3 separate regions of the Homo sapiens genome follow, and all the other regions are linked to region 1. The links are chromatin contacts, found by Hi-C or POLR2A ChIA-PET in ENCODE. All regions are on one chromosome and are shown on one strand. Each heading gives the region's core, a stretch centred on a gene start or an enhancer-like site at or near the end of the contact. The rest is flanking DNA. Distances are from core to core; before and after follow the strand shown. Region 1 overlaps NIFK-AS1 (NIFK antisense RNA 1). Region 2 overlaps CLASP1 (cytoplasmic linker associated protein 1). Region 3 has its middle 74 kb from the start of TFCP2L1.

Evidence for each region. Hi-C counts contacts between places; a loop is a spot of excess contacts on that map. ChIA-PET counts read pairs that join two places held with the same protein, here RNA polymerase II (POLR2A). Pooled maps may share reads with other maps.
Region 2: a pooled map shows a loop between it and region 1 (5-fold over the local background). The contact joins two enhancer-like sites. A Hi-C loop is called at or near these places in 1 of 168 maps with a recorded cell type or tissue (MCF 10A) and 6 of 50 pooled maps. POLR2A ChIA-PET finds 5 or more read pairs at or near these places in 3 of 52 experiments (Caco-2, T-cell and WTC11).
Region 3: a loop to region 1 is called in a pooled map, with 2.5 times the contacts of the local background. The contact joins two enhancer-like sites. A Hi-C loop is called at or near these places in 1 of 50 pooled maps. POLR2A ChIA-PET finds 5 or more read pairs at or near these places in 2 of 52 experiments (HEK293 and WTC11).

Annotation. Positions count from the first base shown.
Region 1 is chr2:121,717,398-121,720,792 of GRCh38, forward strand. The region is part of intron 3 of NIFK-AS1 (NIFK antisense RNA 1); the gene reads left to right. Among named protein-coding and RNA genes, the nearest start is that of NIFK, 18 kb to the right of the region's middle. Within about 2 kb of position 1,499, at least 5 of the 41 ENCODE cell types and tissues checked have a DNase peak (open chromatin) inside an H3K27ac peak, as active enhancers do.
Region 2 is chr2:121,354,707-121,358,129 of GRCh38, forward strand. All of the region lies in intron 38 of CLASP1 (cytoplasmic linker associated protein 1), which reads right to left. Among named protein-coding and RNA genes, the nearest start is that of TFCP2L1, 71 kb to the left of the region's middle. Within about 2 kb of position 1,594, at least 7 of the 41 ENCODE cell types and tissues checked have a DNase peak (open chromatin) inside an H3K27ac peak, as active enhancers do.
Region 3 is chr2:121,209,743-121,213,264 of GRCh38, forward strand. No RefSeq gene overlaps it. Among named protein-coding and RNA genes, the nearest start is that of TFCP2L1, 74 kb to the right of the region's middle. Within about 2 kb of position 2,094, at least 6 of the 41 ENCODE cell types and tissues checked have a DNase peak (open chromatin) inside an H3K27ac peak, as active enhancers do.

The DNA.
Region 1 (3,395 bases), core at 249-2,748:
TTCTACTAAAAATACAAAAAAATAGCCGGGCGTGGTGGCTACAGATGCCTGTAATCCCATCTACTTGGGAGGCTGAGGCAGGAGAATCACTTGAACCAGGGAGGCCGAGGTTGCAGTGAGCTGAGACCATGCCATTGCACTCCACCCTGGGTGACAAGAGCAAAACTCCGTCTCAAGAAAAAAAAAAAAATTAGCCGGGCCTCATGCAAGTTCCCATAGTTTCAGCTACTCAGGAGGCCAAGGTGGGAGGATCACCTTAGGCCAGGAGTTCGAGGCTGCAGTGAGCTATTATCATGCTACTGCACTCTAGCCAGGGCGACACAGTGAGATCCTGTCTCTAAAAACCAATACAAACCAAACCAAACCAAAACTGCTTTGGCCATGCACAGCGGCTCACGCCTATAATCCCAGCATTTTGGGAGGTCAAGGTGGGAGGACTGCTTGAGGCCAGGAATTGGAGACCAGCCTGGGCAATATAGTGAGACTCCATCTCTATATAAAATAAATAAATAAATAAATAATTTGCCCATAAATATTGTAAAATTAATCGAAGTTATATTTCTTCATCTTTATACACAAATTCATAAGGTAAATATTTTCATGGTTCATGTCATTGGAATGTTGTATTGCTGGTGACCCAAACCCATTTGGTAAATATATTTTCACCAATTGTCAATTATTGGAAAGATGTTTCCTAAGCACCAAATTGCTTAAGGGGCATTTGATAGTGGTAGTTTCTGTCCTGTAGTAGTGTAGACATTGGTGGGCTGAGGCCGGGCGCAGTGGCTCACACCTGTAATCCCAGCACTCTGGGAGGCCGAGGCAGGTGGATCACCTGAGGTCACGAGTTCAAGACCAGCCTGGCCAACATGGTGAAACCCCGTCTGTACTAAAAATACAAAATTAGCCAGGTGTCGTGTCGGGTGCTTGTAATCTCAGCTATTCAGGAGGCTGAGGCAGGAGAATCGCTTGAACCTGGGAGGCGGAAGCTGCAGTGAACCGAGATCGCACCAGTGCACTCCAGCCTGGGTAAAAGAGTGAGACTCCAGCCGTGCACAGTGGCTCATGCCTGTAATCACAGTACTTTGGGAGGCCGAGGCGGGTGGATCACCTGAGGTCAGGAGTTCAAGACCAGCCTGGCCAATGTGGTGAAGCCCCATCTCTACTAAAAAGGCAAAAATTGGCTGGGCGTGGTGGCAGGCACCTGTAATCCCAGCTACTCGGGAGGCTGAGGTAGGAGAGTTACTTGAGCCCAGGAGATGGAGGTTGCAGTGAGCCGAGATTGCGCTACTGCACTCCAGCCTGGGCAACAGAGCAAGACTCCATCTCAAAAAAAAAAAAGTTAACACTAGGGTATAAACCCCTTTAATAATTTTGGATTTTTGCCAATCTCTTTAAGTGCAATGAGTTAACTGTAGATTTTCTCTGCCTGCTTCAACCTTCTCAGAAGCTGGGACCTCAGGTTCATGCCACCGTGCCAGGCTGACTGTAAATTTCAAGTGCCTGGGATCTATTGCCACCTAGCGTTATATTGCTCTGAGTTATTTCAAGGCTGAGCATTTAAGAATAGAAATCTTGTTAGCCTTCTTCATTCCATGTGTGTCCCAGTGCCCCATTTCTGCTCCCAATTCATAAAGTCACTAGGTCCCTCTACCAATAACTTGGAGAAGAAAAACAAAACAGCAAAAAAGGAAAGTCAGCCAGGCGCGGTGGCTCACGCCTGTAATCCCAGCACTTTGGGAGGCTGAGGTGGGTGGATCACTCGAGGTCAGGAGTTTGAAACCATCCTGGCTAACATGGTGAAGCCCTGTCTCTATTAAAAATACAAAAGTTAGCCAAGTGTGGGGGCAGGCGCCTGTAATCCCAGCGACTCGGGAGGCTGAGGCAGGAGAATCGCTTGAACCAGGGAGGTGAGGGTTGCAGTGAGCTGAGATCACACTACTGCACTCCAGCCTAGGCATCACAGCGAGACTGTCTCAAAAAAAACAACAACAACAAAGGAAAGTCACTAGGTCTTGTCTTTTACTTCTCCCTGTTTTTTGTTTGTTTATTTTTAGAGAGGGGGGTCTTGCTCTCTTACCCAGATTGGAGTGCAGTGGTCCCCTCCAGTGCTCACTGGTGTCTCAAACTCCTGGGCTCACGCAATCCTTCCATCTCATCTCAGCCTCCCAAAGTGCTGGGATGACAGGCGTGAAGCATTGACCCCAGCCCTTTTCCTTTCCATGGCCACGAATAATCTAGCATTTATGCTAATCTCACTGAAAGTAAACTTTAAGAACTTGAGTCAGTTCAACTGGGTCACCATAGACAATCTGTGGGCAAGCTACCTAAGCTCCCTGGGCTTCAGTTTACTCATCTGCAACATTACATATGCAAACATGTAATAAACATTAATTATTATTGCATACTTCATGTTATGCCTGAGTCCTTTTTTTATTTTTATTTTTTGAGATGGAGTTTCGCCCTGTCACCCAGGCTGGAGTGCAGTGGCGCGATCTTGGCTCACTGCAACCTCTGCCTCCCAGGTTCAAGCAATTCTCCTGCCTCAGCCTCCCAAGTAGATGGGATTACAGGCACCCACCACCACGCGTGGCTAATTTTTTTGTATTTTTAGCAGACAAGGGGTTTCCCCCATGCTGGCCAGGCTGGTCTTGAACTCCTGACCTCATGATCCGCCTGCCTCAGCCTCCCAAAGTGCTGGGATTACAGGTATGAGCCCCTGTGCCCGGCCGCCTGAGTCCTTAAATGGAGTACAAGCGTTGAAAAGTCATTATTACTTCCTATTTTATGGTCAAAAGGCAGAAATTAGGTTTCTCTATGACAATTCAGGCTGATTGTTTTAAGAGATTTTTCTTTTTTTTGGGTCAGTCTTGCTCTGTCACCCAGGCTGGAGTACAGTGGCATGATCTCAGCTTACTGCAACCTTGGCTTCCCAGGTTCAAGTGATTCTCCTGCCTCAGCCTCCTGAGTAGCTGGGATTACAGGCATGTGCCACCACGCCTGGCTGATTTTTTTTTTTTTTTTTGACACAGAATTTCACTCCAGTTGCCCAGGCTGGAGTGTGGTGGCATGATCTTGGCTCACTGCAACCTCTGCCTCCCGGGTTCCAGCGATTCTCCTGCCTCAGCCTCCTGAGTAGCTGGGATTACAGGTGCCCACCACCACAGCCAGCTAATCTTTGTACTTTTAGTAGAGATGTGGTTTCTCCATGTTGGTCAGACTGGTCTCGAACTCCCGACCTCAGGTGATCTGCCCACCTCTGCCTCCCAAAGTGCTGGGATTACAGGTGTGAGCCACTGTGCTCACCTGAGAGGTCTATTTTGGATAAAAAGTCTTTTGCACATATTTTCACTCAATCTAGTTTATCTTTTCATTCTCTTAAGTGTCTTTCACCA
Region 2 (3,423 bases), core at 344-2,843, 360 kb before region 1:
GATTCTGTAGCGTATCAAAATTAGAAAGCACTGATGCACAGGAGTCAATATCTGAGGTCCCCTGGGAGGTGGGAAGCAGCTCAGTGGGTGGAAAGAACACGGCTCTGGAGACAGGATTCAAGAGTCAGCAGCATTGCTTTCCAGGCTTGACAGGAGCAAGCTAAGGCCTCCTGGTGCTCTTCGGGGTTGCAACGAGGATTAGTGAGGCCAGGTAACTGATTGCCGGGTTCGTGGTGAGAACTCGTGGTTTTCCTTCTCTCCTCCCCATCTCCTGCACTCTATTGCCCTTCAGGTTAAAGTGAATTATCCTACAGAGAGCTGCTGGGAAAAAAGGCTGTTTCAGATCTGCTGAGCTGAAACCCAAACCCAAGGAGCCCTTCATCTTACAAAAATCCAGGAATTCTGGATGTGGCCTGCATGAAGCATTTGGTGAAATGTATCTATTATTTTATTTTATTTTGAGACAGAGTCTTGCTCTGTTGCCCAGGCTGGAGTGCAGTGGCGCCATCTTGGTGGGTTCAAGCGATTCTCCTGCCTCAGCCTCCGAGTAGCTGGGACTACAGGCGCACACCACCACGCCTAGCTAATTTTTTTGTATTTTTAGTAGAGACAGGGTTTCACCAAGTTGGCCAGGCTGGTCTCAAACTCCTGACCTCAAGTGATCTGCCCACCTCGGCCTCCCAAAGTGTTGGGATTACCGGTGTGAGCCACCACGCCCGGATGATCAAATGTATCTAATGTGGATGAGGGCTTTGGTTCTAAAATGTCTGAAAATAAAATGTCAGAAGCTGCACATTAAGATGGGTAGTTTGAGGCCCTCTTTTTCACTGGGGTTAGAGAAAGTTTCCCAAGACAGACGCTGGTTTTGGCAAGGGAGGTAGGTGTTCTCAACTTCCCTCTATATGCCAAACCCCTGGCTTTGGCAAGCTGCCTGAATCAGGGTGAACTTCAGGTTTTGCCCCTGTGTTCTATGTAACATAAGAAGCAAAGATTATAAATGTAAGCAAACAGAGAGCAAAAGTCAACATGGGCAGCAGAAACAAAGGAAGACAACACCACTTAGTACACAAGGTGGCCAGAAGTGGCAAGGATTTAGAAAGGGGTGAGGGACTATTCAAAGAGGACAGGATCAAAAAGACTTCTGGGTTATAATCTGCCTTGAAGTCATCAAAAACTATTCCAATTCTGCTACAGTCTCATTAGAAACACAGCACTCCTTCACCTTTCAAAGTCAGTGAAGTAATAGTGTCTAGCTAAGAAAAGCGTAATTTTCACATCTAGCTTTTTAAAATTGGATCATTACTCAGAATACTGGTGAATGTTTGCTTAAAGGTTTCTTTTAGCACAAAGTTTTCAAAATTTGGATTGCATGTTTTTTAGGTTCACAAGGTTTGATCTGGCTCTGTCACAGACACACCAGAATAACTGGTTGAGTCAAAAAAAAAAAGCAAAGGTCCAGGAACAACAGTGGCTGGAATCAAAGAACTCTTCATAGCAGCGTCTTGAGCTTAGCTACTCAATCGTGTGGAAGCTAAGGAAGAGTTTAGCGCCACCTTCTGGGAAAGGCCAGAAAGACCTTAAAAAATTGGATTGACCCTGAGTTTAAGTATCCACCAGTAGACTGGGGAAAAACGACCAATGCCCCAGATTGGCACTGACATGGTCCTGGGATTTACAACGGAGTGCCAGCATGGCCCTGAACCTGGGACGAGAGTCCTCACTTAGCTAGGCTCAGTACCAGAGGGAGGGGAGAAGAAAAGTTCCAGGCTATAAGTCTGGAGACCTGAGTTTTGGCTCTGGTTCTGGCATCAACTAGCCAAGCGAGCTTGGGGTAAATTTCTTCACTTTCTATGCCTCGGTTTTCCTCATCAGTAAAACGAAAGGGAGAATCTGAATCAATTATTTTAAAAGTATTTCAGATTATAAAATCTTATCATCCAACTCTACCTGATGAGTCTTTTCCCCTGAAAAATGTGCATGCACAAAATTCCAGGAAGCTTTGAAGATCTTGAGAAGTAGTGTCTGTATGAAATGACCTCTAACAAGACAGTCATCACATCCTTGCCTGGAAAAGGAGATTCAGGGCAACACAATGGATATCTTCAAATGTGGTCAGGTTCTTAGGTGGGAGATTTATTCTGTTCTACTCTAAGGGGTAGAACTAGGGCCAACAGGGACAAATGATGAGAAGGAGTGGAAAGAGGGGCTGGGAGCCCAGGAGGTGGTGTGTCCTGCTGTCCTGGAGATGCTGCAGAGGCTGGGCTGGCCTCTCAGGAGGTGCTCAGCATCAGATGGGAAGCTGGGCAGCACGTTTAAGGCTTCTCTTTGGCATTCTAATTCCGGTATCCATCTCTAAAAACCCATGGCATTTCCTAGCCTAACGCTGACAATGTACCGGCTACCCCAGCACAAATATAGACGGATTCCAAACAAAGCAGTAGTCAAAAAATACAAGTCGTATTTTTGACTGGTGTTTTAGAGTTTACTCAATTGCATTTAATAGCTTCTTCGGTGTATTTAGAGAAATGCAGTTATATCTGCTTTATGTAGAATTTTAAAAACTTGACAACAATTCTATTCAAAATCAGTCTACTTTCTTCAATGGAAGAGTATAAAAAGGATACTATCTTCAATTTTCAACAATGTCAACCACCTTACCTCACTTGACTTTAATGCTAGCCTCTCAGCGCAGGGTATAAAACACCTGCCCCCCACCTCCCACCCAGCATACAAGTGCTTTAGATATCCAGAGTGTCTATGACTTGTCCACAATCACAGCCCCCGAGCTGGCAAAAGCAGCATGTGAACCCAGGCCTTCAAACCCCAAACTCAAAGGTTTTGACATTAAGTTATGGCTCTTTCTGAAGCTACAAGAACTAAAGGGCAGGTGTCACATCTGGCTCCTTGAGAGTCAGTTCATCAGCGAGGCAGAACTACTCCCCTACCTATGAATAACAGCAGGAGCAGCCGCCACCACAGCTGCCACTCAGAAATAGACACTGTGCCTGGCACTTTACAAGCCTGTGAGGTGGGCTATGTTTCTCCACTCGACACAGAGAATATGAGGGCTCACAAAATGGTAAGTCTCCTGCCATCTTGGCTCAGCAGGGTTCAACCCAGGAGTGTCTTCCAAGCCCATGCCCCCTCCCTTGGCCACATGGCCTTGGCTCCTAGCTAAAGTTCTCTCCCTATGTGCTCCTTTTCAGCCCATCTCAGGTTCTAACTCCCTAAGGAACTCTTCCTTGACTATTCTAGCCCACTCCTAAACTCCTGGTGTATTTCACTTTGAACCACACGACTCTGCTTTAACCTCAACTAAACCGTAAGGACCTTGAAGACTACAGTACACCACTACCCATCAATCATCAAACATTTATTGGAGTTTGTGCTGTTAGTATGACTGCTGGCTCAGTAACTTGGAAT
Region 3 (3,522 bases), core at 844-3,343, 510 kb before region 1:
TTTTTATTCTCATACCTATGAGGGAGTTTCACAGAAAAATGTGACTCAGTTCAAGGCTGCAGCGAGCTATGATCCACCGCACTACAGCCTGGGTGACAAAGTGAGAAACTGTCTCAAAAAAAAAAAAAAGAAAAAGAAGAAGAAGATAAAGGAAAAAGAAAAAAAAGAAAGAAATGTTAAAAATAAAAAATAAAAAAAAAGAAAAGAGAAAAAAGGAGAAAAGGATAAAACAAGTATAAATAAAAAGAAAAATGTGGCCAGGCGTGGTGGCTCACACCTGTAATCCCAGCACTTTGAGAGGCCGAGGTGGATAGATCACCTGAGGCCAGGCGTTCACAACCATCCTGGCCAATATGACGAAAGCCCATCTCTACTAAAAATACAAAAATTAGCTGGACGCAGTGGCGGGTGCCTGTAATCCCAGCTACTTGGGAGGCTGAGGCAGGAGAATTGCTTGAGATGGAGGTTGCAGTGAGCCGAGATGGTGCCACTGCACTCCAGCCTGGGTGACAGAGTGAGACTCTGTCTCAAAAAAGAAAAGAAAAGAAAAATGCAACTCAAGGAGGTGGTTATAATTTGGGACTTATATACCATGTTAATAGGGGAAGAGGGAAGAGAAGGACCATTTTACTTTTAGGAAAGATAAATGGCCCCTAGGAGAACAGATGGCAGCTAGGACAGTTTTGCAACTATGTCTGTTCTGGTGATTTCTTATCTTGGTGCCAGTGCTGACTTCTTGAATTCTTGTATTTGGTGATAGGAGTCCATCTCTCTGGTTTTGAAAGTTCCAGGGAAAGGATTTCTGGCAGCTGAATTCTTTTGGGAGCCTCTGCTTTTAGGCAGATTAAGGGGAATAAAAAAATAAAAAAATAAAAAAATAAACCAGAAAACCCTCTTCAGTGTGGTACATCCTGGATCCCTTCAGACAAGGCACGGGCAATACCTGGCTGGGGGAGCCCCTCACAGGCCTCCTCCTGCCGGCCCACACCACATCCCTGTGCCCATGTTTGTCCTCTTCCCAATCCCTACTGCCCCATCCGAACTCACTGTCCTCTGTCCCCATTCTCTCTGTGCTAAGGTGACACGTCACCATATAGCAGCTTGCCCCCTGCCGGCACAGGCTCCCTTCACCGCTGCTTTCAGGTCCCAGTCCCTCGTTTGCCCAGCACCTCTTGCTATCTCTTACTCATTCAACAAACACTCCTAGCAGGCTTCTCCCTGCCAGGCCCTGGGCTGGATTCCAGAGTGGCAGCGATCAGGCAGACCAAACTCTGTCTCTAGGAGCTCCTCCCAGTGGGAGAGGCGGACAGAAAGATGGACAGTTACAGCCTAGGCACAGGAGCCCATGGGAGCTCAGAGGAAGAGCCCAGAGGAAGAGTAAGGCCCAGCAAGTTCTGTGAGCTGTTGGTGCCAGGAAAGAGCTGGGCCTGCCCCTGATACTCAAAAAGCATATGTGAACAAAGGGAATGGAGGGAGAGGAGGAGAAAGAAGGGATGACAGGAGGAAGGGAGGGAAGTTGGTCGATTTTCCTCATCCACCTTTCTCCTCTCTGGACTAGTGTTTGGGGCCAGCTCCTCCCCCACTCCAATGTCAACCTCTGGGCTTATCAGATATTTCAATAGCTGCTCTGGCCTGATAAGCCCTCTCCAGATAACCCCTTTCTCTTGTAATTGAGTTTAAATATTGTTCCACCCAATCAAGGCAGGTTAATATTCAACCCAACCTAGCTCTGGAAGCCTCCTGGCCACCAGATTCTTCCCTGGGCGAGGCAACCTGGGGCTGAGCAGGGCTGGAGCAAGCAGGGCGTGCAGTCTTCCCCCAAAGCATGTTTATCAGAGGGTTTGGGAATGGGGGGCGGGAGGGGACTGTCTAGACCTGGGTCCGCCCCTGGTGGGTCCAAGGAACAGTGTCCAAGCCAAGCCTAAGGGCCTGCGCTTCCTGGCTGGAGGACCAGGGGAAAGCCAGCTTTGTTCCAGCAGAGGCTCAGCTGGGAGAACCTGCCCAGACACCCTTCCCTTGAGGATTCTGCTTTGCACCTTAGAGTGTCCTCAGGCTGCCAGGATCCTCCAGAGCCATATGGCTGATTTCCTCCTCTCACCCACAGGAGTGATTCCCTCAGGCTCCTCAGGGTTTGGTCCTCGTGAGTCAGCCTCCCAGGGCCTATCCTGTCTGACACACTCCAGGTGGAATCTTCAGCCTACCCGGTAGAGGCCCAAACAGTGCATGCACCTGCTTCCCACTGGTGACTTTCACGGGTCTTCCATGTGGACAGCCCCAGTCAGCGATGTGGGAGCCGCCACAGCCCAGGACTTCCAGAAGCAGAAGCGCTGAGTGTGGCTACTCACCTGACCCAGGGCAGAGAGTGGGGTCGAGAGCCAGTGGCATCCACACCTGTACCCGGGAGGCCCCTCTGGTTCCGTGTGTGTGTGTGTGTCTGTGTGCATGTGTGTGTGTGTGTCTGTTGGGGGGTGGGAGGGTCATCAACAGGTTTCACTACTCAAATCATCTTCCCCTACAGGGAGGCGCAGAGGATCCCATAGCTACCAGCCAGCTGTCAGGCTCTGGGTCACCTTTGTGTCATTGGACCCTAACATTCTCTAGTCCCCCTCTGTCCCACCCCACCCGAGTGAGTCACTATCCCTCTTGGAGGTTCCTCCCCAGAAAGAGAGGGCAGGTGCCTCCAGGCCAGCAGCAACAGCCCCCGGGGGAACCTGTTAGGAATGCACATTCTCAGACCCGCACCCCACCACTGAATGGGAGACTGCGGGCGGGGAACCCCCGCAGTGCAGTGCAGGTGGCTTTCCGGCCCTCCTGAAGATTCCGATGCACTGGGACACCACCCAGCCACTACAAGCCATGAATAAAAGCCTCCTGCCTCTCACCGCTTTAATATGTGCCGGGGCCATTCCAAGCTCTTGAAGTAAATTCAGCTCATTTACTCGTTATAATCGTCCTGCGAGGCAGGCACGAGTATTAGTCCTCGTGGACTAATTTTACGGATGAGGCAAGCAAAACAGAAAAGTTAGGCGACCTTGGGCAAGGTCACACAGCCGGAGGCTGAATGAGAAGCTAGGCAGTTCTCCGCTACATCAGGGGCTCCCGAAGTGTGGTCCCTGGACAAACGGTGTTAGCATCACCTGGGGACTTCTTAGAAATACAAATTCCCAGGCCCCCGATCAGACCCACCGAGCCGAGGGCCCAGCCATCTTTAGAACAAGCCCTCCAGTTTCAGAACCACAGTGCTGCACCCCGCTGCCTGAAGAGACATCCTGGGAAATAGCCGGAAAGCCTCACGCCCGCATCATGGCTGGGGGGGAGGGGGGTGGTTTGCTGGAAATAGACCACGTTGCAGGGCGGCTGCCGGCTCCTGCCCACCGGGAGGCCGAGGACAGCGACCCGAGCCGCACCTGCGCTGGGGCCTGCCGAGCTCTCGCAGTTTGAATGGAAAGGAAGAAGCCTTTGCTGTGGGCCCATGCTGCTCTGGGCCTCGGCTGCTGCGAGGTGCTGCCGAGTTCACACCAT